Linked DNA regions of Homo sapiens: region 1 is linked to region 2. The links are chromatin loops, found by intact Hi-C in ENCODE. Cell type or tissue: IMR-90. All regions are shown on one strand.

Region 1 (8,000 bases), 1.6 Mb after region 2:
CTCTTCTGGAAACAGGCTATATTGACGGCTACCAATTCTTTCCTTGAAAAAAACAGACCCTAACTACAGCACATGATGACAGAAAGTTTGCATTTTTTTTTAATTGAAGGTCTTATCTTGATGCCCAGATTTTCAGATCATCAGGAACGTTAGAACACACTGTACCCTGCATGCACTTCCCCATTCACTTCTCACTTTTTAAAAGGGACTGTATGTTCAGGTAACACAGGGCTTGCCATGTGATTACACTATGAACACGAAGGCTTGCTAACAACTGGATCATGCAGTTTGTGGAGGATACAAAGGGAAACTGGCCCTTGGCCTATGGGGGCTGCCCCCAGGGATCTTTGGCCCTGTCAGTCCCTCTCCTGCCTCTGGTGCAGGGAGAATGTATCTTTGGAAGTTAGGCTGCCCTTTGAGGAGTTCTGTTTGGGCCAATGGGCAGCCAGGCCATTTCCTTTGAAACAGTGGCCTTAAAAAAGGGGGGAGGGGGGAGCGGGGGGGGGTGCCAGGGCCAAGGCCAGAGCACATGACCTCTAAGTCACAGAAGCAAGATTTAGGTAGGACCTGTGATGTGCAGTTCCCAGATCCCCAGACCCGAAGCTCTATCCTGTGCAACCCAAGCTTACTCTTTAAACATACAAATTGCAACTCTTACAAATGTTTGGCCTTCAGCTAACCACATTTAATCAGAAGAAGGCATTCTGAGCCCCTGGCTCTATGCACTTCAACAGCCTTAACCGTAGAGGCACCCAGAGAGGATGTGATTCTATTTCCCAGTAAAGGCAATAAAAGCCTCAAAGTTTGGGCTAATAAAATCTTCACTAAAAACTCTCTCTGACCTTACCTAAAGCACTGTGGAGTGGTTTTAAAGCCTTGTGCAAAGCCTTTTCACAGAACTGTTTCATTTAGCTAAAGGGATGGAGGTGGGGAGAGAGGTGCTTTTCCATTTCCAACCATGGAACAGCAGTAAGGAAGCTTCTATCAGCAACAGGAATTTGATGACTGGCTTCTCCAGCAAAGCACTAAAAATGGGGTCAAGACTGAGCCCCTTGATAAAGTATGGTAATCACCACCATAAGCAAGATATCTTTTTCTAATTAAACTCTCCCTTCCCTCCCAGGAGAAGTCTTGGCCAGCCAAGAGCCCCAGGACCAAATGAGCCTCAGAACTGCAAGAGATAGAATCACAAAAGAAAAATAACCTGGTGAATGGGAGTTTGGGCTCATTGGAAGAAATCGCGTGTGAAATGACTCAAGTCGGAAGGCCTGAGATGAAGCTGCAGAGTCTGATGTGACCCAAGCACTCACACTCAAAGGCATCTCTGGAGTCCCCATGGCTGCCTTGCACAGCTGAGTCCCTGCCTCAGCTCTGTCACAGCATCTAAATTATGAGGCAGTGTACACAAACCGTTCAAAAGCACAAATAAACTGTTATTGCTGGAATTCAAGGCAGGGACCAAAAGAGATATGAGGTTTATGGGGAACATGGACAAGCAAGGGAATCCAGAGGCCTGTGCTGCAGACAGTGCATTTGCCCAGCCAAACCGTGGCCAAGCATCCCTGGGGTGGAGCCAAGCGGAACTGTGGGACAGCTGTGATTTGTCTTTGATGCCCATCTATCTCTCTGTCAGCATTTACTGCACCCACTTCATGTACTAGGCCCTCAGGGTCCTTATCCAGTTTCCTTTCTGAGCCTGCCTTCTTCCTAAGCAAGAACCGAAGCCCAGAAGATTCTCCCCTTCTCTGTCAAAACTTACCTCCTGAGCTGTGTTTCTCCCAGGACCTTGTTCTCTGACAGCAAGTTTTTCAGATCAATTAACCTCTCGTAACAGGTGATAATGAAGATAACTTTCTCAAGTTAAAGATTTGCATATTAACAAACTCAATGCCTTGACCAAAAACTGTGGCTTGGCCGGGGGCAGTGGCTCACGCCTGTAATCCCAGCACTTTGGGAGGCTGAGGCAGGCAGATCACTTGAGGACAGGAGTTCGAGACCAGCCTGGCCAACTTGACGAGGCCCCCATCTCTACCAAAATACAAAAATTAGCTGGGTGTTGGTGACACACGCCTGTAATGCCAGCTACTCATGAGGCTAAGGCATGAGAATCACTTGAGCCCAGGAGGTGGAGGTTGCAGTGAGCCAAGATCTCACTCCAACTTGGGGGACAGAGCAAGACTCCATCTCAATAAATAATAAATAAATAAAAATAAAAAACTGTGGCTCAACTGCTCAAAATATTGCAAGGACCCACTTAAACTAAGAGGAGAGAAAACTGCCACAGTTGCCTACTATAACCAAAACCCATAGGTTAGGCATGAAGCTGGGTCACACTTTTGTCACCTGAACATTACTGAGTCCCATCTCCTCTTGATAACTAAAGAACAGCAAAACTTCATGGAATCTTGAAATTAAAGCTTCATAAGCTAGGTGGGGGTGGGGGTGGGGGTAGAGGCAGTTCAGAAGTGATGACCAGGAAAGCTATGAAGCTATCCTATTTGCTGTAATCCAACTCCTGTCTTCCAAGTTACATTTCTACTTGGAGAGCATGGAAACTCTCCCCAGACTCAAATCTAGCTCAGGACTGGGGGAGATGGCCGGCAGGGCAAGGCATACATGGCCACTTCAAGCCTCCCAAGCCAGAAAGGAGTAGGAATTTGGCCAATGGGTTTCAGTGCTGTTTACATAATCTGAAACTCTTCTTTATAATATATGCACATCTATATATTTTTCTTTTTTTCTTTTGGTTCTGGAAAAATGAGTGTCCTATGTCTTTTGGTGGTTAAATTGATGAGGAAATGAAATTTCTTTGTAATACTTAGAAGTTAGAGTATAAAGTTAAAAAGAAAAAATCAGAAGACTCATCTTTGATTCAATAAGATCTCACCTGGCACAGTGGTTGTATAAAGTACACTGAGGCATGTTTGCCAGCTAAGAGAAAGAAGCCAGAGAGAGGGGGAGGGAGGGAGGGATGCATGGACGGACGGTTGGATGGATGATTAAATAACAATGAAGGTAAAAATAGACTCCACATCCTCAGTGGACTACATAAGATGTGAAGAAAGGATGAGAAGACAGAATAGAATATGTCCTCCTGCCAGCAAGGCAAATGTTTTTCTGGTTTATTTGTTTTGGTTTTTGTTTTTTGAGACAGGGTTTCACTCTGTTGCCCAGGCTGGAATGCAACGGCACCACGACAGGTCACTGCTGCCTCAACCTCCTGGGCTCAAGTCGTCCTCCCACCTCAGCCTTCTGAGTTGCTGGGACTACAGGCATGCACCACTGCACCCAACTAAATTTTTTTTTTATTTTCTGTAAGGACAAAGTTTTGTCGTGTTTCCCAGGATGGTCTCAAACTCCTTAGCTCAAGTGACCCACCTACCACAGCCTCCCAAAGTGCTGGGATTACAGCCATGAGCTACCATGACTGGCCTGCAAATTCATTTTGAATATCAAAATTCAAGGATCCCGCAAAGTCTTTCTCACCCTGAATGAAATCCTACCACAGCAACATTGCTAAAAAAAAAAACTAAGAACTAGTTTGATTACCTTAGTATGGTTTCCTTATTCTCCTTTCACATCTTTAGACTACATAACAATTTTTCCATGACCATTAGTAAAAATCAAACAGTTTATTCCTTTTGACAGCAGAAGACAAAGGCTGAGGCACATGTAAGAAGTAGCAGAGAATGAGAGGGAAGAGTAGCCATGGGCGATGGATCAGTGGGAAAGAGAAGGAAAGTAGAAATAAACACCTCTCTCATCTGCCTAAGGACTTGAGGTCCCTAAGACACACCACAACTCCATAGGCGAGCTGATCAGGACCCAGGTCTCCTAAACCTACGCAGCAATTTGCAATACACAACGCTAAATTATGCTGAAGTGTGTGTGGGTGAAAAGAAAATTTCCCTGACTGCATTCCTACGTGTTCTCTCTCCCACTGTTTCTGTACCCACTCTATCCAAAGAGCATCAGTAGAATGTGGAAGCACAAAGTGGAAATGAGAAAAATTACTTTAAAGACTTATCGATAAGTACTGAGCTTAAAATGTTCGAAACAGAATTGAGTGCTACCCACTTCCACCAAAGTTCTTGATAATTTCTTATGTTCTAGGTCTACCCTACAAAATATGGTGCCCCATTAAGTCCCGTATTCATAGGGGTTCCAAGATTGCTACTTGTAATGTCTGTTTTAGAGTATCTGAATAAATAATTTCTTCTCCATTTCTCACGCTTAGCAGGTTGAACATCTTACTACTAAATGAGAGAATCAGCTCAGTGACCAAACTTTACCAGCAGAACCCAGACTTATTTTCAGTAGGGAAGCCTGAGTTTGCCTTACTAGAGTGTCACCTAGTGTCTATATATGGAACTGCACACAATTTTTTGTTAACGAGTTAAGAACGCATGTCATTGTGTGGCGCGGAAGAGCCTTCCTTTATGAAGTGCTAAAGTACATATGTAGACATTTTTCCAAATCCAATTATAGTTCCATTGATTTATATTAGTATTTTAAATATGCATTCACATTGAAATGATCTGAGACGTTATAAAGTTGGCACTTCAAAATTCAGCAAGCCTTTTTAAATTACATATTTAATAGAAAAATTATTTCTAGAAAAATACTGACAGAATTATCCATGGTTAACATACTGTGCTTTAACTATTAGAGACCATGGTGGTTGCTAAACAACAGTCTTAATTTTCTAGAGAAATATTTGTGAATTTTTCCCAAAAGTATTTCATATAGAGCTCATATGGATAATGACAGATGCTTGTTGTACAGTTACTATGTTCTAGACACTGTGCTAAACACATTACATAATTCCTGTTTAATTCTCACTTAATATTTATAAAATGCTTAGAGCAGAGCATGGCATATAGTAAATGGTGTTAAATAAATAAAATAGCCTAGATTATCCTGAGATGTTTTTATCCTCATTTTACTTATAATAAACATGAGTTTAGAGAATTTAAGTAAGCTTACCATGGTTATACACTTGCAAGTGGCATACCTAGGGTTTGGCCAAGGTTTACCAGACTCCGCAGGCTGCGCACCATGCGCTATTGCCACTCTCGTACACCTCTTCTCTATATATGGTCTCTGTATTCGTTTGCTAGGGCTGCCATCACGAAGTACCAGAGACTGGGTAGCTTAACCAACAGTTTTTTGGGTACTGTTTTGTTTTGTTTTGAGACGGAGTTTCGCTCTGTCACCCAGGCTGGAGTGCAATGGTGCAATCTTGGCTCACTGCAACCTCTGCTTCCCGGGCTCAAGCGATTCTCCTGCCTCAGCTTCCTGAATAGCTGGGATTACAGGTACTCACCACCACATCTGGGTAAATTTTGTATTTTTTTTTTTTTTAAGTAGAGACAGGGTTTCACCACATTGGCCAGGCTGGTCTCGAACTCCTGACCTCAGGTGATCCACCCACCTCGGCCTCCCAAGGTGCTGGGATTACAGACCTAAGCCACCACGCCCAGCCTAAACCAACAGAAATTTATTTTCCCATGATTTTGGAGGCTAGCAGTTTAGATCAAGTTGTCTGCAGGATTGACTTCTTCTGAAGCCTCATATGCCTTGGCTTGTAGATGGCTGTCTTCTTCACACAGTCTTCCCTCTGTATGTGTCTGTGTCCCAATCTCTTCTTATAAGGATACCAGTTATATTGGATTAGGGCCCATGCATATGACCTCATGTTATTTTAACTACTGCTTTAAATGCCCTTTCTCCAAATACAGTCACATTCTGAGGTACTGAGGGTTAGGACTTCAACATATGAATTTGAGGGGAGCAGAGTTCAGCCCATAACAGTCCCTATGTTAGCTTATTTACTTATTAGACTCTTTCCAGACATCTCTAAGAAGGTATGCCTGCTATATACACCAGGCACTGATTCAGACACTGAGAATACAAAGATGCATCTTCATAGACAACAACCATATGTAGCAGGAAAAAGTTTGCAAACACAATTATCACAGCTCAATGTGGGGAAGGTACAAAAATAAAAGTAAGTACACAGCCAGGCGCAGTGGCTCACACCTGTAATCCCAGCACTTTGGGAGGCCAAGGCAGGCAGATCACCTGAGGTCGGGAGTTTGAGACCAGCCTGACCAACAAGGAGAAACCCTGTCTCTACTAAAAACACAAAATTAGCCAGGCATGGTAGCACATGTCTGTAATCCCAGCTACTCCGGAGGCTGAGACAGGATAATTGCTTGAACCTGGTAGGTGGAGGTTGCAGTGAGCTAAGATTGCGCCATTGTATTCCAGCCTGGGCAACAAGAGCGAAACTCTGTCTCAAAAGGAAAAAAAAAAAAGTACATAATTCGGAGCTGGTTGAAAAGAGAAAAAGGTTTATTCTGGAAAAAGGAGGCAAGACTTCAGCAGAGATGGCCTCTAAGGTAGATTTTGAAAACAAATCATTTAAGTAGACAAGGAAAAGAAGGACCTTTGAAATGAAGACACGGGGCATGAAATAACACCCACACCAAGGATATGCCAAGTCATTCATCCAGTCCACAGGAATATACATTTCAATGCAGAAGAGACTAGAATGAAATGACACTGGAGAGATAGCGAGGGACCCTATTGCGAGGAGGAGCTATTTAAGAGTAGTGTGTCTGACTCAGTGAACGGGGTGTTGAGGGAGAAGGCGTGATTTGTAACATTTGCTGATTTCTGTAATATAAGCCCTCCTACCAAGGCTGATTTTAAGCTGTCAATGCGAAGTCACTGACCTCTGGAGTTGAGAAGAGATGTACAATAGCACACCATTATATAGTAATTCCACCATACAGAGTCGACAATACAGTAAATAACCTTGGGCAGTTCAGGCTGCTACAACAAAGCATCATAGACTGGGAGGATTATAAACAGCAGAAATTTATTTCTCACAGTTCCAGAGGCTGGAAATCCGAGATCAGGGTGACAGCAGGGTCGGGTTCTGGTGAGGGCCTCTTCCAGGTTGCAGACTGCCAAGTTCTCCTTGTATCCTTACGTGCTGGAAAGAGAGCTAGCTAGCACTCTAGCTTCTTCTTATAAAGGCACTAATGTCATTCATAAGGTCTCCATCCTCATGACCTAATTAGCTCTCGAAGACCCATTACACATGGGGAATTCAATTTCAACATGAATTTCAGTGGGCACACAAATAATAAGGTTCATATAAGCCTTATGAATATGGATAACAGAAAAATGTAATAGAATAATTAGAAAGTGATGAGTTTTAAGTATTTATGACCTTTTGTTCTAAATATAATTTATTTGACTAGAAGTTTCTATAATTTACTTTTTAATGAAGGCTGTGTTTAACAATTGGCTCACGATTCCGGCAATCATCATGGCAGATAGAAGGCAGGACTAGATTGCAGCTCCAACTCAAATGGACGGAGCAGCATGCAGACGCTTGCATTGTGAATTTTAGCTCCAGAACAACTGCAAGAACAAACCAGGAATCCCAAGAGGACCCACAGACCCTCTGAAATAAGGGGACTGCTCCTGCAGGACCTGGGAGACACCCCAAATACTGTGAGTGCACAAACTGTGGAAGTGGGAAAGGAAGACCCTCCTTTCCGAAACACACACTTCCACTGGGGAGAATGAAGGTCTAGTTTGCGAGAGAAGTTTCCAACCTTACCTGGGGCTGAGTCCATTTAGACAGTCGAGAGAAATACAGGGGTACAGGAAGCAGCGGGAAATGCCCTGGGAGTTCACTGGGTCCCCAAGCAGGACATTCCTGCCTGGCACCACAGGGATCCTTTGGGAGGGCGGCCAGAGGAGTCGGGGGAGAACGCCACAGGTAGAAGGAAGTCTGCGGCTGAACTTTCTAATAGTTGGAACCGGGCATATGCAACCACCTGCAAACAGCATGCAGTTTCTATAGCATTTTCACTTAACACCCTCCCCCTAACAACCTCCACCTGGCAACCTTCCTTTAACCCAAACCTCAGGGCCTCAATCCCCTTTATGGCCTGTGTTCCACGGGACAGGACAGAGGT
Region 2 (8,000 bases):
AGACACGAAGAGGACAGGGATAAAATGTACCTGGAAAGAAAAGGGTTTTCTCAACATGAATGTAAAGTGGATCTAAAATAGTCATTTACATCAAGATTGTATGTAGTCAGTATGTAGTGACATGTTTATGCACCCTATTTCAAGCTCCTTACTTCATTTTGTTCTCGCTAGTTTATGCTAGAGGCTTTGAGACTTGGTACAGCAACTGCAGATGACAATGTCAATGCTCAACAAAGATCTCTTTTCTGAGCCCTACTCATCTGTAAGGGCGTTAAGACCATTTTAGGAATAGACTTCTTTAGGATATGGGGTGGGGAAACTATTTCTTTCAGTGATTATATCTTGTACTAGTGACAGTTCTGGGTAACAAAACAACAAAAGTGAATGACTTTTATTAAATGTAGGGGTTTTATGTTAATTTGTTAGTAAACCAATTGTAAGCTGGCACCCCTGCGGATTCAGAAACCTAGTTAAACTTGATTTGTAATCTTGGAGAATCAGGAGGGCTCCTTGTAACTGCTGAAGATTAGCTTGTAGTTAACATGCCTATGTTATCCTCTGTTTCCACCCTGTTCTCCATCAGTCTGGAACAAATAAGCAGGTGCTTCACCATTTTCCACAAAATATTCCTTGCACCTTGATATGGTTTAGCTGTGTCCCCACCCAAATCTCATTTGAATTGTAACTCCCACAATTCCCACGTGTCATGGGAGGAACCCAGTGTTAAGTGATTGAATTATGGGGGCATTTCTTTCCTTTTTTGTTCTCATGATTGTGAATGAGTCTCAAGAGATCTGATGGTTTCATAAGGGGAAACCCGTTTCACTTGACTTTCATTCTCTCTTTGCCTGCTGCCCATTCAGGTAAGACCGGACTTGCTCCTCCTTGCCTTCCGCCATGATTGTGAGGCTTCCCCAACCACGTGGAACTGTAAGTCCAATTAAACATCTTTCTTTTGTAAATTGCCTTGTCTCCGGTATGTCTTTATCAGCAGTGTGAAAACAGACTAATACACACCTATAATTTATTGTATTTGTTTTCTGTAAATAACCACTTTCCATGACTTTTCTTTATTCAGCTTTAATCTGCTACACTTTCCTCTGCATGTGCTCCCTAGTTTTCTGGAGGGAACATACTCACTTTTCCAACTGTCTCAAGACAAATGCTTTTTGAGAACTTTTCCCTTTTTCTCCTTAAGAGAGAAGGTGCACAAACTACTAACAGTATAACAATTTCTGTATCTCATTACATTTGTGTTCACTCTTCTCTGGAAAAAATTGAGCACAGGATTTATGATAAGGGGCTTTCTCTCAGCCAGATTTTTGACCTTATTTAAAAGGCACTCCAAATTCCTACTTAAGTTTATCTTTCAATTAAAAATGCACATTAAAGACAAGTGCAAACCTGCAGAACTGCCTTAATTTTCTTCTCTCCTTTACAACCTGAATTACATAAAGAATTAATGCAGCATTTTAAAGTAGCTAAAATACTTCCATGTTGTAGCTTTAGGCAAGCGTTGTCCTTCACACTGCTTACATTGCAGCTTAATATTATCTAAGGACAATGGGCACCTTTAATGTACTCAGTTATTTACTTTATTAAGTATACCTTCATTCTAGCCTTAGAGATTGATGACTATTTAGAGTTCTAATTTATGTAAAATGTTAAATCCATATTTTAGACAAATTCATACTGATGAGGCCAAACTCAGAAAATATCTTTGTTTATATGTGACCTGAAGCCACTTTACATCCCATTGATAATGCTGTCAAATCTTTAGCTATGTAACTATTTTTAGAATTCCAATTTCTTTCAGAAGACGATGCTATATTTTTATCAATCTTTTATAGAGAATGGATATAAATTACCTATGCCATGGAAGTTAAGACCGACATAGGTATGGATTTGAATCCCAGAATCAGAATTAAGAGAGTAAGATAACTATGTGTTACTAGCAAAAGCTATAGATGCAGAAAAAGGTATGCTACCTAGCTTTTTAATTATTTCAACTGTTTTTGAGAAAAAAGATCAAGGACTCAAGCATCCTTTGTCCTGCAATACTCTGGAAAATGTCAGGCTTCTACTTATTAAAGACAAAATAACTGAAGACTTTATGATCTTGTCCCCCAATACCGAGCCTAGCAGATGCACCATAACCGTGAATATCCTCCAGCCAATTTTATGTGTTTTAGAAATTACATATTCTATCAATAATTCAAGGATAAAAATGATGGTAACTGGAGATGAGGCAAAGCAGGCTCCCGAGAGTATAAGAAAACAGATGAACAACAACCATTGTTCTGGCCAGAAGTCTAAGTGAAAAAGAGTTTTAGAGTACATTAAACTCACCTGGGGCAGGGGGTTTAAAAAATTCTGATACTCAGAATGTACCCAGATCAATTAAATCAGAATTTCTTGGCGTGAGACCCAAGTATAGGTATATTCTTAAAGTTATCAGGTAATTCTCATATGGGCTAAGCTTATGAATCATACATTTAGAGACTTTGGCAAATAAATGTTACAGACATCAGTGAGAAATAAATTTAATATTGTATCTAATTCTGCACACTTAAGCAAGTTTTATGTGTTTTTAGATTTAAAAAAATCCATATTTAAAGACTATTGACCTGATACTTGCAAATAGGATCAGTAGAATTTATTGGAATTATTTGATTGTGACAAGAAAGATCTGACTTGTCCTAATGACTAATCAACAACAAAATTGGGCCAGAGCAGATAATTCTAAGAATAAGAAGAGTTAGCTAATAAGCTAGAGGTCATTGTATCTACTTGTACCTAGGTATTTATATTTCTTTAAATTTTGCGCTAATTTTGAATGTCAATTAGATAACTCCAAAATACTATTTTTTTTTGTTTTGCCATTTACATAAAAATTAAAACATTTAAATTGAAAGGCATGCAAAACACTTTTTTCTAAATGAATATCATTGTTTCAAGACTTGCTTTTTCAACCAAAGAGCTTATGACCAATACCTTGAGTCAGATTTTCCTATTTCAGGGTTTCTTGAAATGTGGTTTATAGTTCACATGAATCACAGTAACACTGTCTATTAAAACTGAAGGTTCGTGATCTCTGCCTCAGATATACAGAATCATAATCTCCTAGTGAGAGGCTTTGTAACTTATTTACAATCTTCCCAGGAGATTTTGATACACACTAAATTTTCAGAATCTTTGCCTTACTTCCCTCGAAGTAAAACTCTAGATTTATACTTTCAGCAGTAGGATTAAATGTTTACATGCCACAGAAGGCCAGGAGAGGGCAGCAGAAAGCTGAAATTTATGGGAAAAAAAGGGAAGACTTGACCTTGGAAGTCCCCTAAAATTTGAGAGAACATACATCTAGAAAAATAGGTAAGAGTTTGTAACTGCGACTAAAAAGTAAATCTATTGGACCATTTTGGTAGGTAATTTAAAAAGAGAGCTGAAAAAGGTGAGAAGAGTTCATTCAAAACCATTTGTCAAAGTGGAAAGCAACTCAACTGGAAAACATGCCTAAGAAACTGATTTTTCGGCCATGAATATGCCCAGAATGAAGAAGACAGGCACTAGAGGAAAGGTACTAGAAGAAACAAGCTGAACAAAAAAGTACGACAAGTTAGTGGAGATGACTGTGAAAACATAATTCCATTGATGTATTAACTCATTTCCTTAAGAAAAAAATAATGGTGTTGATGATGCTGAGGAAATAAAATTTTAATTATAAATACGACAAAAGGAAAATAGCTAGTCTGTGACTAGTGACTAGTATTTGTTATGTAGTGATGGCAGATGGTCAAAAGATTACAGCTATTTTCAGAAATGGTTTAGAAGAAAAGAGGGTTGTCTTTTGATGAAAAGCTAGACTTTATTTATTTTAAGAATAGCTGACAACAAACACTTAATTGGAGGAAGTTTTTTACATTGTTGTAAATATTCTGCTGTATGGTAGTTAGGAAGGAAAATACAAACGAATTTTTTTCAGAAATCATTAATAGCCAATTGATCCTCAAGTTGAAAGAGAAATTAAATACTTATATATGGTCTCAGAAAGATAGTTTATAGGAAAAACAAAGTAACTATAAAGCTATCATAGTATATAATGCAAATATAAGACAGTCTACAGATATGAAAACCTGTTTGATGAAACTGAAACACTTGAGGTACTTCTACTAAAAGGCCCCACCATATATATATATGGTATATATATATATTTGGTATATGTCTATATATATAATACATATGGTATACATATATATTTGGTATATATATATTTGTGTGTGTGTATATATGTGTATATGTGTGTGTATATAGATATACACATATATACACACACATATATATACACACACATACACACACATATAAAAATATGAAAATGAAATGTATTTGATTGAATAATTTTAAGTGAAGAATTTAGGAGAATGTAAGAAGGTGTAACTAAACTGTGTCAAATGAACAATCAAAATATCTGTCAAAAGTATCCTATAATGATAATATAAATATAACAAACCAAGGACACAGGGTAAGAAGAGAAAATTGATGGGTTAAAATCCATCATCTTTTCAGTGCATTTTCATTACACTAAAAACTTAGGGAACCAAACACAAAGGCAGAGAGAGTTAGACAGGATTAGCCGCATTCTGTTCTTCAAAAAGCTCTTAAAAATAATGATTCTCAAAAAATAAGAAAGTAATATATTCTCAAAAGCAATAGTAGTAATAATTTGCTGAAGTTGCTTATCAGCTTAAGAAGCCTTTGGGCTGAGACGATGGGGTTTTCTAAATGTGGATCATGCTGTATGCTAACAGAGACAGTTTGACTTTTTTTCTTCCTATCTGAATACCCTTTCTTTCTTTCTTTCTCTTGCCTGATTGCCCTGGCCAGAACTTCCAAAATTGTGTTGAATAGGAGTGGTGAGAGAGGGCATCATTTTCTTGTGCCAGCTTTCAAAGGGAATGCTTCCAGCTTTTGCCCATTCAGTATGACATAGTGGGTTTTTCATAAATGGCTCTTATTATTTTGAAGTATGTTCCATCAATACCAAGTTTATTGAGAGTTTTTAACATAAAGGAATGTTGAATTTTATCAAAGGCCTTTTCTGCTTTTTGTTTGTTTTTCTTTTAACAGTCAGGTTCCTCTTCTGTAAGACTGCTGAGATTTGCTGGGGGTCCACTCCACACCCTATTTGCCTGGGTTCCTCCCGCACCTGGAGATGTCACCGGTGGAGGCGGCAGAACAGCAAAGATGGCTGCCTGCTCCTTCCCCTGGGATCTCCATCCCAGAGATGCACCGACATGATGCCAGCAGGAACGATCCTGTATAAGGTGTCTGGTGACCCCTGTTGGGGGGTCTCACCCAATCAGGAGGCACTGGATCTGGGTCCTGGTTAACGAAGCACTCTGGCTGCCCCTTGGCGGAGAGGGTGCCCCGCACAGGGTGAAATCCCACTCATCCAGATTGCCTGGATTCTTCAGAGCCAGCAGGGGGAAAGACTAAGTCTACTGATTTATGGAGACCATGGCCACCCCTCTCCTTGAGGGCTCAGTCTTAGGAAGATCAGAGTTCTTTCCCTAAACCCCTGGCTATAGTTGCTGAAATTCCTGCAGGGCGGTCCCACCAGTGAGGAGGGATGGGTGCAGGTCTGGCCTAAAGAGGCAGTCTGGCCACAATCTGCCATAGCTGCTGTGCTGTGCTGTGGGAAATTCCTCCTGGGTCCAAACTATCCAGTCTCCTCAACACTGGCAGGGGAAAAACGGCAGACAGGAGCTTCAGTGATGGCTGCTGCTCCTCCCCCAGGAAGCTCAGTCAACTTAGGCAGCAGGCAGCCACAGTGATGGCATCCGCCCCTCTCCCCAGTTACTTGGTAGCCTTAGGCAGTTTCCGGCTGAGTGGCTGCTGAGAATCTGCACGGCTCTGTGCTTGGTACCCAAGGCCCTGGTGGCATGGGCTCATGAGGGGGATCACCTGATCCACTGGTTTCACAGATCTGTGGAAAAAGTGTGGTTTCTCAGGCAGGGTAGCATGATCACTCACCACCTCCCTTGGCTGGGGGTGGGGGCTCCCTTGCCCCATGTGGATCCAGGTGGGCCGTCGCACCATCCTGCTTTTCTTTGCTGTCAGTGGGTCATGCCAACTATCTAGTCAGTCCCAATGAAAGAACCTGGATACCTCAGTTGCCAGTGCAGGATTCACTTGCCATTTTCATTCTTCTCAGTGAGATCCTCTGACTGCAGCTGCTTCTAATGGGCCATCTTGGCCCCTATCTTGGTTTTCTATAAACATTTATTTTGTGTATGTAACCCTAGAATGTTGTATAAAGGATAGTTATGCCAGCTTAGACAGAAGCATGATACACTCTTTACCTATATTCAGATAAATTTAAAAAGCTTTGTATGGCTGCTGAGATGACAAACGGATGAATTGTCTGTTGTCTATTAGGCATAACCACCACATGCAAGACTGGAAACACTTCATTATTATATTCTTTCCTATATGGATCCAGATTAGACTTTACCAATGAGAGGAACTAGCGCAGGATTTGGGAAACAGAAGTGAAGCAAAGGCTGTAATTCTAAAGAGAACATAGCTGTCAGACTGCCAGATACAGTGGCTTCATCTACACATGGTGGCTTCACAGGCTGTTCCATCAGTTACATATCACAGGCTTTCCCACCAGTTACACATATAGTAATGAACTATATAAAACTGTCTATAAGCTCCCAATTCATGTCAGTTTGGTAGCTAAACATTTTTCCCCAACCCACAGTAGCTTTTCAACTTACTCCAGTGCATCAGACTAAAGTAGTAATGACCTTTTTTATAATCTTGTTGTAGCCTTCCAGATCTTTATTCCTCAAATCTCTCCCACATCTGTGCAAACTCAGATTCCTATAATAAAGTGCTTCATCTGTAATAATTTTGGTTGGCTCTGTTTTACTGTTCAGGATTAATAATAGTGCCACTCTATACCATATTGGAGCCTTAGTCAAATGGGAAAAATAAGTATTACTCATTATTCTTTAAATTATTATTTAAATTGTCATTATTTAAATTGTTTTAATAATTTAAATATTATTTAAATTATTATTTAGAATTTTAATATTTTTCTCACGAATTTAAAAAATCTAATTGATTTATTTAAATATTACTTGAAAATATTTTTGATCCAGAGTTTTTTTTGGTGCACCTTAACTTTTGCTCCCAAGGAGAGTCCCTGACTCACCTCACCTTGGTCCTCACCCTGGCCCCAGAATATGTCATAGGAAGGTGTATCACTATTCACTACTTTTTATTTACCTTGCTCAGTCAGAACAATGATATCAATGAAGCAAACCAGAATGATATCCAAAATTCATTCCTGAAAAGTAAATTATTATTATTATAAGGCTAGACATGAATTTATATAGCTCTGAGGTAAGATAGTAAATGTATACTGACACATATTGCATGTTTTCTTTGTCAGGAGAAGGCAAACTTATCCTGTCTGTCTCTACTAACAGATTATAATGTGTGTGTGTATGTGTGTGTGTTAGCTTGAATATTAGTTGCATATCAAGTATCAAGGCTGTGTTGATTTGCTCCAGGAAAAAAATCAGGAAAAGGAGCTGAAAATGGAGTTAAAATATGATTAAATTTACAGTAATCCACTATCATTCTCCAATATCCATCTGTGTCCTTCACAGACAGTCAAACAGACAAGCAAAATGGGGCACAATAGTAAGAATCACTACCCCTTTCTCCTTTAAGTCTATGATGGTAACACACAACTTCGCCATCTTTCCAGGGATGTAGCATCGGTTTTGAATTATTATTTTAATAGGGAGAAGCAGTTCTAATTTCTTTCCTCTTTCAAGTCTTACCATGATAGTTCTTACTCCACAGGTCAGGAAACTTGTAAGGAAATTCTACTGTTTGTTGAATATGTCTATTTCAACCGTGCAGTCTGGAACTGGGATAAATAACTACAGAATGTATTTAGAAACCCACTGAACCTACCA

Evidence for each region. A loop is a pair of places that touch in the nucleus more often than their neighbours do. Peaks named below come from ENCODE experiments on the same cell type or tissue, not always from the same donor. Only the 100,000 strongest peaks of a DNase experiment are listed, where the experiment ranks them.
Region 1: a loop joins it to region 2, with 10 times the contacts of the local background. A loop is called at or near these places in 3 of 110 quality-filtered maps.

Annotation. Positions count from the first base shown.
Region 1 is chr14:49,493,586-49,501,585 of GRCh38, forward strand. No RefSeq gene overlaps it. Among named protein-coding and RNA genes, the nearest start is that of RPS29, 89 kb to the right of the region's middle. In IMR-90, a CTCF peak has its summit at 4,356 (motif pointing left); a DNase peak (open chromatin) is centred at 4,346; H3K27me3 peaks cover 1,671 bases.
Region 2 is chr14:47,914,267-47,922,266 of GRCh38, forward strand. No RefSeq gene overlaps it. Among named protein-coding and RNA genes, the nearest start is that of LINC00648, 120 kb to the left of the region's middle. In IMR-90, a CTCF peak has its summit at 3,280 (motif pointing right); no DNase peak of the experiment used is centred here.